Regions from separate parts of the Homo sapiens genome. Here region 1 is linked to region 2. Evidence: read pairs that join two places in POLR2A ChIA-PET (ENCODE). Cell type or tissue: HepG2. All regions are shown on one strand. Links, peaks and the distances in the headings refer to the core of each region. The heading gives the core; the rest is flanking DNA. Region 1 overlaps TRPC4AP (transient receptor potential cation channel subfamily C member 4 associated protein). Region 2 overlaps MYH7B (myosin heavy chain 7B).

The links. Peaks named below come from ENCODE experiments on the same cell type or tissue, not always from the same donor. Only the 100,000 strongest peaks of a DNase experiment are listed, where the experiment ranks them.
Region 1: POLR2A ChIA-PET joins it to region 2 with 6 read pairs; 6 of 35 experiments call an interaction of 5 or more read pairs at or near these places.

Annotation. Positions count from the first base shown.
Region 1 is chr20:35,082,044-35,090,590 of GRCh38, reverse strand. All of the region lies in intron 1 of TRPC4AP (transient receptor potential cation channel subfamily C member 4 associated protein), which reads left to right. Among named protein-coding and RNA genes, the nearest start is that of TRPC4AP, 6.5 kb to the left of the region's middle. RefSeq lists an enhancer at 1-98. In HepG2, for the core only: no CTCF peak of the experiment used is centred there; no DNase peak of the experiment used is centred there.
Region 2 is chr20:34,991,212-34,999,758 of GRCh38, reverse strand. MYH7B (myosin heavy chain 7B) reads right to left here. Exons shown (of 45, transcript NM_020884.7): 25 at 6,534-6,657; 26 at 6,289-6,425; 27 at 5,358-5,613; 28 at 4,181-4,423; 29 at 3,237-3,413; 30 at 3,001-3,146; 31 at 2,586-2,676; 32 at 2,119-2,508; 33 at 1,338-1,464; 34 at 1,130-1,248; 35 at 844-1,040; 36 at 354-703; 37 at 64-188. Among named protein-coding and RNA genes, the nearest start is that of MIR499B, 5.0 kb to the right of the region's middle. RefSeq lists an enhancer at 498-997. In HepG2, for the core only: no CTCF peak of the experiment used is centred there; a DNase peak (open chromatin) is centred at 4,998.

The sequences.
Region 1 (8,547 bases), core at 1,140-6,139, 92 kb before region 2:
ACCAGCCTGGCCAACATGGCGAAGCCCCGTCTCTACTAAAAATACAAAAATTAGCCGGGCGTGGTGGTAAGCACCTGTAATCCCAGCTACTCTGGAGGCTGAGGCAGGAGAATTGCTTGAACCTGGGAGGTGGAGGTTGTGAGCTGAGATCACGCCACTGCACTCCAGCCTGGGTGACATAGTGAGACTTCATCTCAAAAAAAAAAAAAAAAAGCTCACCAGATACAAGGCTGCTGGAATATTCTGGAGCCACAAAAGCAAGGCAGGTTATTGTGGTAACTGATGGTTGTATATAGGTGTGGGAGCTATTTCAGAAGTTGAAGTAGAGACCCCCTGCCTGGAGCTATAGTGAGGATAAAATGGGGACCTTCATCTTTCAAATATTTCTTTTCTTAGTTTTTTTTTTTTTTAATTTATTCCATGCTGTGCCCTTCCGCTCCTCTCTCCCATCCTGCAGAATAAGTTATTTGCTTACCCTTTTTTTTTTTTGAGACAGAATCTTGCTCTGTCACCCAGGCTGGAGTGCAGTGGCAAGCTCAACTTCCTGGGCTCAAGTGATCCTCCCACCTTAGCCTCCCTAGTAGCTGGGACTACAGGCGTGTGCCACCACACCCCATTAATTTTTGTATCTTTGGTAGAGACAGGGTTTTGCTCTGTTGCCCAGATTACCCATATTTTTATACTGTTATGGCATGTGGTATAGTAGGAAAAGACCAGATTTAAACATTTTTTATTTTTTATTTTTTAGACGGAGTCTCGCTCTGTTGCCCAGACTGGAGTGCAGTGGCGCAATCTCGGTTCACTGCATCCTCCGTCTCCCGGATTCAAGCAATTCTGCCTCAGCCTCCTGAGTAGCTGGGATTACAGTCGTGTGCCACCACACCTGGCTACTTTTTGTATTTTTAGTAGAGATGGGGTTTCACCATGTCGGTCAGGCTGGTCTCCAACTCCTGACGTCATGATCCCCCTGCCTTGTCCTCCCAAAGTGCTGGGATTACAGGTGTGAGCCACTGCGCCTAGCCAAAATTTTTTCATTGTAGTAAACAAATATATAATATAGGCCAGGTACATTGGCTCATGTGTGTAATCCCAGCACTTTGGGAGACCAAGATGGGATGATCACCTGAGCCAGTTTGAGTCAAGCCTGGGCAGTGTGGTGGAGCCCCAGCTCTACTACAAAAAAAAAAAAAAAAAACATTAACCAGGTGTGGAAATGCATGCCTGTAGTCCCAGCTGCTCAGGAACCCGAGGTGGGAAGATCGCTTGAGCCTGGCAAGTCAAGGCTGCAGTGAGCCATGATCACACCATTACACTGCAGCCTGGGCAACAGAATGAGACCCTGCCTCAAACTATATACATATATAAATATATATATGTAAACATAAAATTTACCATCTTAACCATTTATAAGTGTATAGGTCAGGCCCAGTGTGGTGGCTTACACCTGTAATCCCAACACTTTGGGAAGCTGAGGTGAGCGGATTGTTTGAGCCCAGGAGTTTGAGACCAGCCTGGGCAACATGGTGAAACCCTGTATCTTAAAAAAAAAAGGTGTATAGTTAAGTAATGTGAAGTATATTCCCATTGTTGTGAAACAGATTTCCAGAACTTTTTCATCTTGCAAATCTGAAACTACCATTGAACAACTTCCCATTTCTCCCTCCCAGTCCTTGGTAACCATTCTTCTCCTTTCTGTTTTTGTGAGTTTGACTACTTTAGATAACCCCAGTATAGTAATACAGTATTTGTCTTTTTGTGACTGGCTTATTTTACTTAACATAATGTCCTCAAGGATCATCTGTGGTATAGCATGTGATGGAATTTCCTTGGAAAAAAAAATCAGATTTTAAAGTAAGGTGGACCTGAATTGAATCCTAGCAGGGTGACCAAGATTAAGTTATTTAACCTCTCTTAACTTCAGTTTCCTTATTTCTAAAGAGGTGATGATAACATCTATCCCATAAAGTTGTTAGGAGGATTAAGTGAAATAATATGTTTTAAAAGCGTAGCCAGTGTGGCATATAGGAATAGTTGTTTAGTAAATAGTTGCTCTCAGCTAGTAGTTAATTAGACTGGGCTTCCTGAAGAGACTGTGTCTTATTTTTCATTGTATCTGCAGAGCCTGAAACCTTGCCAGCCATTTGATATTCAGGAAATTGCTTAAATTGAAATACTGTGTCCTCAGTCTAATTTCTGTCTGTACTTGCCAAGCAATCTCATGGCTTTAAAGAGTTCCAGAGTCAGATTACCTAGGTTTGAAACCTAGCTCTGGTATTTACTTACTATGTGTCTTTAGGCAAGTTATTTAATCTGTTTATGCCTCAGTTTATTTATTTGTAAAGTAAGTATCATAGGACCTGACCTTCCAAGGTTGTGGTGAGGACCAAGTGAGTTGTACATATAAAGCACTTAAAATAGTGACTGAAACATACTTTCTCAGCTATAAGTACATAGCTTACTGCTATAAAGATTAGCTTGTATTGTTATTAATAACTGCTCTATACGCTGACGGATCCTAAGTTTCTGTTTCCATTCGTGTTTCTCCTTTTAGCTCTGGATGGGTAGGTATATCCAATTGCCTTCTAGCATTTCCACTTTGATGTCTAATGGGCATCTCAAACTTAGTATGTCGAAAGCCAAAATCCTCTCCCTTTTCCATCAGACCTGATCTTCTCCATCTCCCTAAATGGGGCATAAGGGAAGCCTGAGTCATGACTACTGGCCACATAATTTGTAATGGGTCAATTCTACTTGGATTTTAGTTTGCTTTATTTTCTTCCCTTCGTTTTGTTCTGCCCTCTGTCAAGGCAATAAAATATGCTGGGGTGATACTTTGGAGTTTACTGAGCCTTTTCATATTCATCAGCACATTTGATGCTTAATGCAAATCAGATCTTATAAATCCTTTGCTTAAAACTCTCCAGCCTCATCTCATTGCAGTTGATAGAATCAATTCTGGATTCCTTACCATGGGCGTACAAGGCCCCAAATGATCAGTACGAGTTGAAGGAAAGGATAGACTGAGTAAACGCTGGGCTCTAGGATAGTGCAGCTCACATTACAGGTCATGACCCGCCATCCCTGGATGCCCTTCAGTTTGGCAATCTGGTGACAGACTGGGTTGTGGGATGCTGTTATATTTCCCACATGGCAGTCGTTGCTTCCTTTATGATTATTGGCATATCTAAATGCCCCTGAGTGTTCCTTACTTTATATTTTTTCTTTAGATTCACTGACTTTTTTTTTTTTTTTGAGATGGAGTCTCGCTCTGTTGCCCAGGCTGGAGGGCAATGGTGCAATCTCAGCTCACTGCAAGCTCCGCCTCCCAGGTTCATGCCATTCTCCTGCCTCAGCCTCCCGAGTAGCTGGGACTACAGGTGCCCGCCACCACGCCTGGCTAATTTTTTTTTTTTTTTTGTATTTTTAGTAGAGACGGGGTTTCACCGTGTTAGCCAGGATGGTCTCGATCTCCTGACCTCATGATCCGCCCACCTCGGCCTCCCAAGGTGCTGGGATTACAGGTGTGAGCCACTGCGCCTGGCTGACTTCTTTTTTTTGTGAGATGGAGTCTCGTGCTGTTGCCCAGGCTGGAGTGCAGTGCACAGTCTCGGCTCACTGCAACCTCCGCTTCCCGGGTTCAAGCGATTCCCCTGCCTCAGCCTCCTGAGTAGCTGGGACTATAGGCATGTGCCACCATGCCCGGCTACTTTTTGTATTTTTAGTAAAGACAGGGTTTCACCATGCTGGCTAGGCTGGTCTCAAACTCTTGATCTCTTGATCCACCCACCTCAGCCTCCCAAAGTGCTGGGATTACAGATGTGAGTCGCCGTGCCCAGCCAGATTCACTAACTTTTAAAAAAAATTTCATTAGGCACTACTTGTTTTAGCCTCATTCTAACCATTAGTATTTATGAAACCTAGGCATTTAAGTCAAACAAATCTTACCTGGCTTTTCAAAGGTAATTTGATACTGAAAAACTCCTGATTAGGATAAAGTCTTATTCATATATATATACACACACACACACACACACACACACACACACACACACACACACACACACATATATACACACACACACATATATATACACATATATATATACACACACATACACACACACACACACACACACACACACACACACACACACACACATATGCCATTCATTTCAATGGGAAGTTTTCGTATTCACAAGCCCTTAAATTTGCTCCTAATTTTACTGAATCATACCCCATTAAAGGACACAAAAGTATTCAGTGGTTAACATGTATTGTCAGAATAACCCAACAAGGTATTTTATCTTTATTATCCTTTAAGATATCTATTTAGGCTGGGTGCGGTGGCTCACACCTGTAATTCTAGCACTTTGGGAGGCCGAGCTAGACGGATTCTTTAAGCTCAGGAGTTCAAGACCAACCTGGGCAAGATGGGTGAAACTCCATCTTTACTAAAAATACAAAAAATTATCCGGGCGTGGTGGTGCGTGCCTGTAATCCCAGCTACTTGGTGGCAGTGGTGGTGGTGTGGGGGGCTGGGAGGGGGAAGGGGGCAGGGCTGAGGTGGGAGGATCACTTGAGCCCAGGAGACGGAGGTTGCAGTGAGATTGCGCGAGACCCTTGCATTTAGTGTGGTATTTTGAGGCATTAGATGTCTTACATTTAGGATTAAAGAAACAAATAAGATGCACAGTTATCTTCATGGAATTTAGCCTTTAGTTATTTTTAAAAACAATAAAATCAGTGGAAACTGTAAATGTCTAGAAATGTCATATTTGCTAAACAGGTTGACAGTTTAGAGGGTATGATGTAAGAGATTATCACTGCTGTAAACTGTTAAACCACAAGTACTTCAAGAGAAAACCCATGTGATACCTGCCAGTAATTCAACTGGGAAGATGACTGAATGGTGGCACTTTTGTCACAGTGCTGAGCTGTTCACAAGGAAAACAAAATTCTAATGATTTTTTTTTTTTTTTTTAGACAGGGTCTTGCTCTGTTGCCCAGGCTGGAGTGTAGTGGTGAAAAAAAACTACTGAAACCTCCGCCTCCTGGGCTCAAGCAATCCTCCCACCTCAGCCTCCCGAGTATCTGGGACTATAGGCGCATGCCACCATACGCAGCTCATTTTTGTATTTTTTTGTAGAGATAAGGTTCTGCCATGTTGCCCAGGCTGGTCTTAAACTCCTGGGATCAAGCAATGGGCCTACCTTGGCCTCCCAAGTGCTAGGATATGAGTGTAAGCCGCTGTGCCCAGCCCCAAATTATTATTTTTAAATGAGAGTACATGCCTTGTAAGACAATGTATAAATAGTAAAGAAATTGCTTGTGAAGTCAAATATTTGGACTGTGATTAGATCTCTGCGTATCATGGAGCTTGTAACAAAAAAACAGCAGTGCCCTGCCTGCTTTGCACCTCTAAGTTCCATACTCCTAATGCTGTTCAGTGTCCATACTTAGCTATTTCTTTTGCAAGAGAAGGATCCAGGAAACAGGAGAGCCAGTATTTCTAAATAACATGGTTATAAAGCTGTTTCTTTTCACTTTTAGATACTATCTATTTTCTTCGCTCTTGAAAGACTAGGATTTAATTCACACATTCGATTCCTTCTTACTCGTCTCCACTAGTCTACCAATGTAGTTATATCACAGCTTTGGCTGTTGTTAAGTATTTACATTATGATGTTAGCATTATTATTTACAGCAGGGCCATATATTGTACAATTATATTTGTTTTATATAATTTTTTTGTAGTGTTAAAAACAGTCCTCTTCCATTTTTTAAATTGAAGGATAAATATACATATACCCTGTATATATATACATATACATATATATGCATATAAACATATATACATATACACATATATGCATATAAACATATATACATATACACATATATGCATATAAACATATATACATATACACATATATGCATATAAACATACATACATATACACATATATGCATATAAACATATATACATATACACATATATGCATATAAACATATATACATATACACATATATGCATATAAACATATATACATATACATATATACATATATACACATATATACGTATATACATATATAGATATATACATATATACACATATATACATATATACACACATATATACATATACCCTTTTGACTTTCATTAGCATAATAGTGCATCCTTTAATTTATTTTACTGTTTTTAAATTTGTATTAATGGGGTACAAGTGAAATTTTGCTACATTGGTGTATCGCATGGTGGTGAAGTCAGGTATAATGCATCCTTTTAAATTGTTTTGCCTTGTGTATACCTTTTTTTTTTTTGGGACGGAGTCTCGCACTGTTGCCCGGCTGGAGTGGAATGGCGCAATCTCGGCTCCCTGCAACCTATGCCCCCCGAGTAGCTGGGATTACAGGTGCCCGCCACCAAGTCTGGCTAATTTTTTTGTATTTTTAGTAGAGATGGGGTTTCACTATGTTGGCCAGGCTGGTCTCGAACTCCTGACCTCAGGTAATCCACCCACCTCGGCCTCCCAAAGTGCTGGGATTACAGGTGTGAGCCACCGCGCCCGGCCTGCTTTCTGTATACTTATAATTTGTTCCTAAATTCTAAAACTTTTTTTTTTTTTTAAAGAAATCATTTGAAGCCCTTCATTCCCCTACTGCAGTTTAGCAGTTTAGCAGTTTAGTTTAGCTGCTTACTAGGTCTGCTATACAGCTGAGTTCTTGGGACTTCTCTTCACCAAATCCAGAGCATTTTTCTTTCTTTTCTCATGTTTTAGACCTTGTTTCCTCAATTGTCTTCCTTTTTCCTGGGGCACACTCTCTGGTAGCCTCCCAAGAAAGAGTACATGGGAGGTAACTTTTTTTTTTTTTTTAAAGCTTGCAGATCAGAAAATGTCTTATTCTGACACATATATTTAGTTTGACTGGGTATAGAAGTATAAATTGGAAGTTATTTTCCTGTAATTTTTTTTTTTTTTGAGATGGAGTCTCGCTCTGTCTCCCAGATTGTAGTGCAGTGGCACCATCTCAGCTTTCTGCAACCTCCGCCTCCCAGGTTCAAGCGATTCTCCTGCCTCAGCCTCCCCTAGTAGCTGGGATTACAGGCGCCCACCATCACGCCCAGCTAATTTTTTTTTTTTTGGTATTTTTAGTAGAGATGGGGTTTCACCATGTTGGTCAGGCTAGACTCAAACTCTTGATCTCAGGTGATCTGCCCACCTTAGCCTCCCAAAGTGCTGGGATTACAAGTGTGAACCACTGTGCCCAGCCAAGAGTGTGTTACAGTTTTCTATGTAGCCGTCTTGCATAACTTTGTTAGATTTATTCCTTAGCGTTTTTAAAAGTGGTATTGTAAGTAGTGTTTTTAAAACTGCATTTAAAAATTGTAGCTGTAATATAAAAATAAGATAGATTTTTATATTATTCATGTATATTGCTGTAATAGTTGATAATTTACATTTAGGTTCTTTTGGATTGTATACTGTACAGTCATCTGTGAATATTATATCATCTGCAAATGAATCTTTTATCTTACCCTTACCAATCTTATGTCTTCTATATATCTTGCCTTACTCTGCTGCCTGAGACCTCCAGTATGATGAATAGAAGTAGCATGTTCCTGATCTAAGAGGGAAAAAACCTTAAACATTTTGCCATTAAGTATGATGTTTGCAGTGGGTTTTCTGTGGATACCTGTTACTAGAAATTCATTTTTTTATTTGAGTTTATCATGAATGGATGTTAAATTTTATCAAATGCTTTTTCTGTATCAATTGAGGTATTCATATCATTATTCTCCTTTATGTTATCAAATAATTATTCTCCTTTATGTTATCAATGTGGTGAATTGCATTGAATAAAATTTTCAAATATTAAACCAACTTTTAATTTCTGATACAAATTTTAAATTTAATTCAATTTTTGAATTGTGGTTTTTCCCTTACATCGTCGTTAGTGAAACTGGCCTGCAGTTTTCCTTTTGACAGGTTTTGGTATCAGGGTTATAATGGTCAGTAAGCATGGCTTTAGTTGTACCTCATCAGTTTGGATGTGTAGTATTTTCATTATCTTTCAGGATATTTTCATATATCCACTTCGATTTCTTCTTTGACCCATGCATTTTTGAGAAGTATATTATTTTCCAAACATGGGGATTTTATAACTATCTTTCTGATGTGGAACATAGTCTGTATTTCAGTTCATTTAAATGTATTGACATTTGCAGTATGGCCTAGCAGCTGGTCATTTTGCAAATGTTCTATTTGTATTTGTAAAGGACATGTAGAGTGCATTTACTAGATATACTGCTCGAGGTGTGTCCATTTTGTTTAATTGTGTTAAAATATTCTGTATTCTCACTAATTTTTGTCTGCATATATCAGTTTTTGAAAGAGATGTGTAAAATCTCCCATTATGATTATGGATTTCCTTATTTCTCCTTTTAGCCTTGTCAGTTTTTGCTTTATGTATGTTGAAGTTTTTATTAGATATTTTCAAATTTAGGATCATTAACATTATCCAGTTTGCCATTTTTATCCTTATTA
Region 2 (8,547 bases), core at 2,252-7,251:
GGGGGGGGATGGCCAGTGGAGCAGCAGGTCAGTGTCCACCCACCCCTGCAGCCAGCCCCTGACCTCTGCCTCCTCCAGTGCAGCCTGGATCTCACTCTTCTCGCCTTCCAGCGCCTTCTTGGTTTTCTCCAGTTCCTGGATGCTCTTCCCACTGAGACTCACCTGGTCTGTGAGGTCGCTGATCTCCTCTGCAGTGGACAGGGTGCTGAGAGGCCACCCCCATGGCTTGTACTCCCACCCAGGTCACTCCACTCACCCCTGATTCCAGGGTGGCCCCACCAGGGCACCCCCATAACTCAAAGTTGCTCCGACCCCAGGGCAGCACCCTGGCCCTGGCGTGTGGCAGGTCCTACCCTGCAGGTTCTTGTTCTCCCGCTTGAGCGTCTCCAGGGCTTCAAGTGCCTCCTCGTGGCCGTGCCGCAGCCGGAAGAGCTCGGTGCCCAGGCCACGGGACTCCCTCTGTGCCGCCTCCAGCTCCCGCTGCATCTCCTCCTCCTGCCGCCGCCGTTCCTCCAGTGCCCGTTCCAAGTGCCGCTGCTTCTTGTCCAGCGCAGCAGCTGCTGAGGTCGCCCGCTCCAGCTCCAGGGTTACATCCTCTGACTCTGTCTGTAGCCGCAGCTTGGCCTTCTCCAACGATGAGCACTTGGCGTTGGCAGCCTCCACGCCCTCCTCTGCCTCCTGCAGCCGCAGTGCCAGCTTTTTTCTAGGCCATGGAACCAGACAAGGTGTGGACCATGGAAGGAGGGAGAACAGCCCCAGCAGCTCCCTTCACCCACCCTCAGCGGGGCTCAGGCACAGGCATAAAGCTCTGCATGGCAGTGGCCTGGCCAGCAAAGCACTCACTTGGCCTCCTCCAGCTCCTCGGTCCTCTGGATGGCATCTGCTTCGTACTTGCTCCTCCACTGGGCCACCTCGGCATTGGCCTTGGACAGCAGCCGCTGCAGCTCAGCCTGGGCCTCAGCCTCCTCCTCGTGTTGCTCCCGCAGGAGGTCACAGTCGTGCCGCAGAGCCTGCACGGCGTGGGCCAGGGCACTCTTGGCCTGCAGGGACACCAGTGACCTCAGCGTTAGTGCAGCCCAGTGGCTCTGGTGCCCACCTGCCCACTCCATGGTCACCGGTGCCAGCCCACCTTGCTTTCCTCCTCTAGCTGGCGCCGCAACTCTTCCAGGCTTTGGGCGGCCAGGGCCTTTCCACGGCTCAGCTGACTGATCAGACACTCCTTCTCCTCTAGCAGGCGACTCAGCTCCCCTGCAGGCAAAGAGGCGAGCGGACAGGTCAGGCTGGTGAGGGCTGCACCAAAGCCCTGCCTGGTGTGGCCAGCTGAGCCCCAGCCTCACCGCTTTCCGTCTGTAGTCGCCCACGCTGCGTGCTTGCGTCCGCCAGCTGCCGCTGCAGCTCCTCCACCTTGATCTTGGCCTCGCTTAGCTGATCCTCATAGGTCCGGCACAGCTTCTCTGCACTGGCCTAGGATCCCAGGTTGGGAGTCAGGGGTCAGGAGTTAGATGTCAGAACAAGTTTGTGCATCAGATGGCAGGATCTGGGATCAGAGACTGGTAAGCTAGATGTGGGCCCAGGAATCAAAGGGAGAGCAGAGCCCCAAGTTCAAAGTCAGGGAAAGAGATTCTACTGCTGGGCTTAACAGGTGTCAGAACTGACAGGGCTGGGCCAGTCCCAGGGCAGTGGGTCAGGGTGAGAGTTGGGATGGTAGCTGCGGAGTCACCTGGGGACAATGGTCAGAGGTCAGCTGTCAGGATTATGTGGTAGAAAGGTCAGGGGTTAAGGCTAGGGTGCTGGGGTTCAGGACAGGAAGAGAGGACAGGTATTAAGTCAGAGTTCAGGAGTCAAGGGCTAGGGTCACAACTACTGCTGGTTCAAGGGTCTGAGGCTGGAAGTAGATGCTGGATCAGAAATGACCTGGAGTCAGGGAACAGGGCTTGGGAGTCACGGCTTAAGGTCAGGACTGGTAGGAGGCTGAGAAATGAGGGTTGTGTACCAGGTGAAGAGGTCAGGGCTCAGGATAAGGTACTGGGTGGAGGCTGGTGTGGGAACAGTATTGGCTGCTGGGATCGGGATTGGTTTAAAGTCAGGGTGGGTATGGGGTGAGGAAGGCACGGACACCTTGGCGCGGGTCAGAGTCTCCACGTTGGCAGCCAGGTCGTCCACCTCCATGCGCAGCTCACTCTTCTCCTTCTCCAGCTTCTGCCGCACCCGCTGCAGGCTGTCCACCTGCTCCCCCAGCTCCGCCGCGCCCTCCGCCTGCTTGCGCCGCAGTGCCGCCACTGTGGCCTCGTGCCGCAGCGCCGCCTCCTCCAGCTCCCGCCGCAGCCTCCCCAGCTCCGCCTCCCGCTTGCGGCAGCCCTCGCGCTGCCCCGCGGATGCGCCGCCTGCCTCCTCCAGCCGCTCGCTCAGCTCCTCCAGCTCCCGCGCCGCCTCTGCACGCTGCTTCTCCACGCGGGCCCGGGCTGCCCGCTCTGCCTCCAGCTCCTCTTCCAGCTCCTCCGCCCGAGCCTGGGGTGGGCACGTGGGGCAGCTGTCACCTCTGTGGGCCTCTGACCCCAGGCCTCACCCACCCGATCCCCACGCACCTGCAGCTCCTTGATCTTCTTCTGCATCTGGGCCCCCAAGAGCTGCTCGTCTTCCACCCGCAGGCTCAGCTGGCTCAGCTCGGAGTCCTTCCTGGGAGCCACAGAGTGGGTGGCCAGCACAGGCCTTAACTCCCACCCACCCGCCTGGGACCCCATAACGCCCCCCAGTCCCCTTCAGGCCCTGAGGGACCTCACCCCATGCACCTGCTGCACTGGGCCCTGAGGCCTCAGCCCTGGACCCTGGCTAGGGCCCTCAGTACAGGGAGGGCAAGACACTACCCCTGCACCCCAGTGCCCCATCTGTCAACCCCCACCCTTAACCTCTGCAATGCCGCAGGAACCACAAGAATCCAGAAGGGAACAAGGGCCAGGTGCAGGCTCAGAAGGCCCCCACCTGCTGCCCCACCACACCTACTTCTTGAGCTTCTCCTCCAGCTGCTGCTTGTCTTGAGCAGCATCAGCCACCGACTCCTGCGTCAGCTTCAGGTCACCCTCCAGCTTGCGCTTGGCCCGCTCCGTGTCCATGCGCAGCTTCTTCTCCTGCTCCAGGGAGCATTCCAGCTGCAGAGCAGGCACAGCAGGGGTCAGCCATGGCCCAAGCCAGCCGGCACCCCGGCCCCGCCACCCAGTCTCGGGGTGGCCCTGACTCACGTCCTCCACCTGTTGCTCCAGCCGGAGCTTGGCCTTGGTCAGCGCGCTCACACGGTCCTCCTCGGCCTGCAGGTCACCCAGGGCCTGTTGGTGGGCCTCCTGCAACGCCTTCTTCTCCTTGGTCAGCCGGGCCACTGACTCGTCCAGCGCAGCCATCTCTTCCGTCAGGTTCTTCACCTGTGCCAGGGCCAGGGCCAGAATGGGGACGCCCTTCCCCGCACTCTGAGCGGCCACCACACCACACCAGGTCAGAGCAAGTGCCCCTTCCAGCTATGGGACTCAGGCAAGTCACTTGACTCCGAGCCTCCACCGCTTCTGCCTGAGGGAAGGACCCTCCTCATGGGGTTGTAATGAGGATTCACGAGTGGATGCACCCGCAGTGCTCAGCACCACACCTGGCCTGGTGAGAAATCCACAGATGCCAGCCATGTGCAGTATTAGCATGTGCTCAGGGCAGCTGCCTCCTAGTCCCGGCTTCCTCAGTGAGCACCTGTGAGAACCTAAGCTGCCTACCCCTGCCTCACTTTCCCTCCTGTGTAATGGAGTCCCTCCTCCAGCACTGGGAACCACAGGGGCCATCACGAGGGCTCAAGGGCAGAAGTCACCTGCGGGATGCCGAGCTGGGGACATGGAGTTCCTGCCCTCAAGGGGCTTGCACTCCGGGATGGATGAGGATTGCCAGCATGTGCTAAACACCTACCGTGTGCAAGGCCTAGGAGCGTGTGCTCAGTAAAGGCCAATTACACACATCACCACCTACCCTAATGGGGTAAGTGCTGCTAACCCCACTTGACAGATAAAGAAACTGAGGCCCAGGAAAGGCAGTGACATGCCCAGGGCCAGAAAGCAGAGGCTTAGCAGAGCCGGGGTGGGACCTGCAGCCACCTGGCCCCAAAGCTGGCCCCTGGCTCAGGGCCCTTCCCCACAGCTGGCCCGGCCCACACCTTGTTCTCAGTGGCTTGCTTCTCCTTCTCAGCTTTGGCCAGTGTCAGCTCCAGGTCATCAATGTCCTTCTTGAGCTCCGTGCACTCGTCCTCCAGCTTGCGCCGGCGGGCGGCCAGGTCAGCGTTCACCTCCTCCTCATCCTCCAGCCGCTCACTCAGCTCCTTCACCTTCCCCTCCAGCTGCACCTTGGACTTGATCAGCAAGTGGCAGCGCTCCTCGGCATCTGCCAGGTTGTCCTGCTCCTGGAGGGCACACGGAACGGGGCCAGGTTGGGGGAGGGCCAGGTAAACCAGCAGAGAGACACCAGGCCAGGCCCTGGAGAGGAAACTGCCTCTGTAGCAAAGTTTGGCTGTGCTCTGAGAACTCAGGAATGTCTTGACTCGCTCTTGGGCATGGAAGGGCAATAGCGCAGAGGGACACACCAGAGCATTAAGAGGGGAAAGTTAGAAGTGCGGGGCGGCCCAGAGTGAGGCCCAAACAAGGGTTCTGAGAGGGAAGCCCGCTGCTCACTGCCCCGCTGTTGGGCTGAGGCCTTCCGAGGGGCAGGGTGAGCAGCAGCAGCCTCTGCACAGCCACGGACGGGCTCCTGGAGGCAGTCCCTGGAAGGGCTCAGGTATCCTTACCCCCCATTTCCTTACTGTCCAGCTGCGTCACAGTCTCCTGCACTAGCAGGTGAGTTTTGTGACCACAGGGCCATCTCTGTCTTCCCACCAACGTTCCTCCTGCACTAGCCTGAGCCTGGCACACAATTGATACACAAAGCCATGTGCCGAAGGCAGGAAAGCTTGCTCTGTGGACCTGGGGAGATTCCAGACCTTTGATCTGTGCTCTCTGGCTATCACCCTGTTACCTGCCACCTGGGTTCCCATGGCCCTTAACCAGAGAAGAGAGCATGGGTCTGTTTGGTTTCAGGGATTGCAGGGAGGGGAGAGCTGGGGAGCTGGGGTTCCTCTGCTTTAGCGGGAGGCCAAGGTGGCACGAGGGGAGAGTGCCAGGAAACGTGCCAGACGAGGCCTTGGGGTGGTGAGGCTGGGACATGGAGGCCTCATCTCATGGCATCTTTGGAACAGAGAGACATAAGGCCTGAGCCCCATGGGTCTCGCTGTACTATCCCTCAGAGCAGCCAGGGGTACTCGGGGCTGGGGACGCCCGGTCACAAGGGGAACCCTGACTCACAGCCTGCAGCTGCAGGGCCAGGTCATTCTTCTCCTGGGTGATGCTGACGTGCGTCTCCTCCAGTTCCTGGCGCTTGGCCTCGGCCGCAGCCAGCGCCCCTCGCAACCCCCGCAGCTCTGCCCGCAGGGCCGCCAGCTCCTCCTCAGCCTGCGCCGAGCGCAGCAGCGGCTTCATCTTGAAAAAGAGCTTCATCCATGACCAGTTCTTGACGGCATTGAAGGCACGGATGTTCCACTGGATGGTGAACAGCGCATCCCTAGGGAGGGGCAGCCAAGCTGTGAAGGTGGCTCAGTGCTGCCCGTCACAAATGGTGACACTCAGCACAGTTCACTTGTTTTGCCTTCCCAGCAGCCTCATGGAGTAGCTCCTAATAGCTCTGCTTTATAGGTGAGGGTGAGGGGAGGCCCACAGTCCCACAGGCCTGCCTCCAGTGAAGGGGCTCATGAGCCCCCCATGTCCTGGTGGCCTCTGCAATTCCCGGAAGACACCAGGGCTGTTAAGCCACGGGGCTCTGGAGTCAGCGGCCTGGGCTGACGTGCCAGCTAGCTCTGGATCTCTGACACGGGCACCCTTCTGCTGAGTGGAGGCCATCACAGCGCCTGTTTCTCAGGACCGTCAGCGCTTTAACCAGGATAATGCAGAGAAAGTATCTTGCCTGGGGCCCGGCCCGCAAGAGTCTTGGAAGACACTGGGTGCCATCGCTACCCCTCCGGGCCACACGCTGATGTCCTGAAATGGAGAGGCAAGTGCCGTACCCCGTTTTTTGAGGTGGGGAAATGGAGGCTGGGGGACACAGAACAGAACCTTGCCCCAACCAGCCACAGGGGCTGATCTGACTACAGGGCAGCATGTTAGGGTTGGGAGAGCCAGTGGGTCTGGGAGCTGAGAGGCAGGGGACACACCCTGTCCCCAGCCTCCTTCCCACACCCACCTGCCTCCCAGCAGGCGCTGGTACTCAAGGCGCATGAGGCGGCCACGGCTCCGCGCCTGCAGCAGCGTCAGCACCTTGGCCAGGCGCTGGTCACGGAGCTCTTCCAGGACGCCTAGAAGCCCAGCCTTGAAGAACACCTGGGGGCGGAGAGGTAGACAGCCAGGGTAACCCCCAACCATCCGCATGAACCCTGCCCAGTGTGACCGCCACAGCCATGGCCAGCCCTGATCCCACAGTGCCCCGACCTTGGTGTGGCCAAACTGGTACTGGGTGTGATCCAAGTCCAGCGAGCCCAGCAGTTTCTCTGTGGCCTTCCTGCTGTCCATGAAGGTGTCATCCGGGATGGCACTGGGGTTCAGGATACGGTACCTGGGAAAGGAGGGCAGAGCTGGTCAGGAGAGGGCTGGGTATGGGGCACAGGCCACTGAGAATGGGGAAGTCAGGGACTGAGGAGGCTCGTGTGGGTAGCAGGGGACTCGTTCCTGGGCCTCTCCGAGGCTGGTGCAGAGGTTCCAGCAGGGCACATGCCAAACAAGGGGGCCAGGGATGCGTCACCACACTGGGACACTAGGGACACTCCACTTAAAATCCCTGGGGGGTTGGCTGGGTGCGGTGGCTCACGCCCATAATCACAACACTTTGGGAAGCCAAGGCGGGTGGATTGCTTGAGCCCAGGAGTTCAAGACCAGCGTGGGCAACATGGTGAAACCCTATCTCTACTAAAAACACAAAAATTAGTGGGGCATGGTGGCGGGCGCCTGTAATCCCAGCTACTCGGGAGGCTGAGGCAGAAGAATTGCAGAATCGCTTGAACCTCAGAAGGCAGAGGTTGCAGTGAGCCAAGATCCTGCCACTGCACTCCAGCCTGGGTGACAGAGCAAGACTCCGTCTCAAAAAAAAAAAAAAAAACACAACCTTGGGGGGATTTTAAATGCATTCATTAAGTTTTTAAAGAGGCTTTTTACAGAAGGCATGCACTATTTTTAAAATTTTTTTAAAGGCAAAAAATATTAGTAGAAGGTGACATGCTGTACCCTATCACTGAAGAAACATTTGGGGGAAAATTCTTTTTTTTTTTTTTTTTTGAGACGGAGTCTCGCTCTGTCGCCCAGGCTGGAGTGCAGTGGCACGATCTCTGCTCACTGCAAGCTCTGCCTCCCGGGTTCAGGCCATTCTCCTGCCTCAGCCTCCCGAGTAGCTGGGACTACAGGCTCCCGCCACCACGCCCGGCTAATTTTTTTATATTTTTAGTAGAGATGGGGTTTCACCGTGTTAGCCAGGATGGTCTCGATCTCCTGACCTCGTGATCCGCCTGCCTCGGCCTCCCAAAGTGCTGGGATTACAGGCGTTAGCCACCGCGCCCAGCCCATTTGGGGGGAAATTCTAATGCAAAAGAGCCAGGGCTCCCAGCCTGCCCACTTCTAAGTGGACACATGCACAGGGCTGTGTGGGTCAGGTGGGCTACAGCCACGCTGTGAAGGCCCCTCATGAGGGGGACTCATTAAACAAAGCATGCAGTCCACCAGACTGTGAGATGTTTCACAGCCAAGAAAAACGGATGACGATGGCAGGCATACGCCTGGGGATAAGGAACGATCTCCAGGCCAGACTGTTAGAAAAAACAAGGTCACAGCACCATGCGTGTGTGTGCGTGTATGGTATCTGTGTGAACCTCTGTTTACAAAGGATAGTGTGGATGACACCATGACTTCTGGAGGGAGAAGGAACGATGGATGCTTGTTGCCCATTGAGGGAACGGGGAGGAGCTGGCAGCACTGCCCAGGTGCTTGCTATGTGCCAGGTGTCTCATGAAGCCTCGTCCACATGATTCTCGTTCAACTCCCAAATCTGCATCCTTTCTGCCCGCTGCCCTGAGCTCCAGATTGATAATCCCAATCTCCCCCATGACTTTTCTAGGATGTCTGCTGGAGGCATTTCAAACCTGATACACGCAAAACAGAGCTCAAACCAGTATCCCTTCACCTCTCCTCCAAATCAAAAAACCCTGTTTTTGTAGCTCAGTAAATCTACCACTGGTAGCTCCCAGGTTGCTCACTCCCAAAACTAGAAATCATTCGTCTTTTCTGCATCCAGAATTCCATGTCCAGCTTATCAGCGAGGCCTGTAGGCTCCACCTCCACTATTTGCCCCAAGCCTATTCACTTCTCCCCAAGTCCCCGGCCAGGTCTGAGCCACCCCCATGTCTTGCTGGGATACCTGGCCAGGCCCCTCACAGTCCCTGCTTCCCCCTCCAGACAG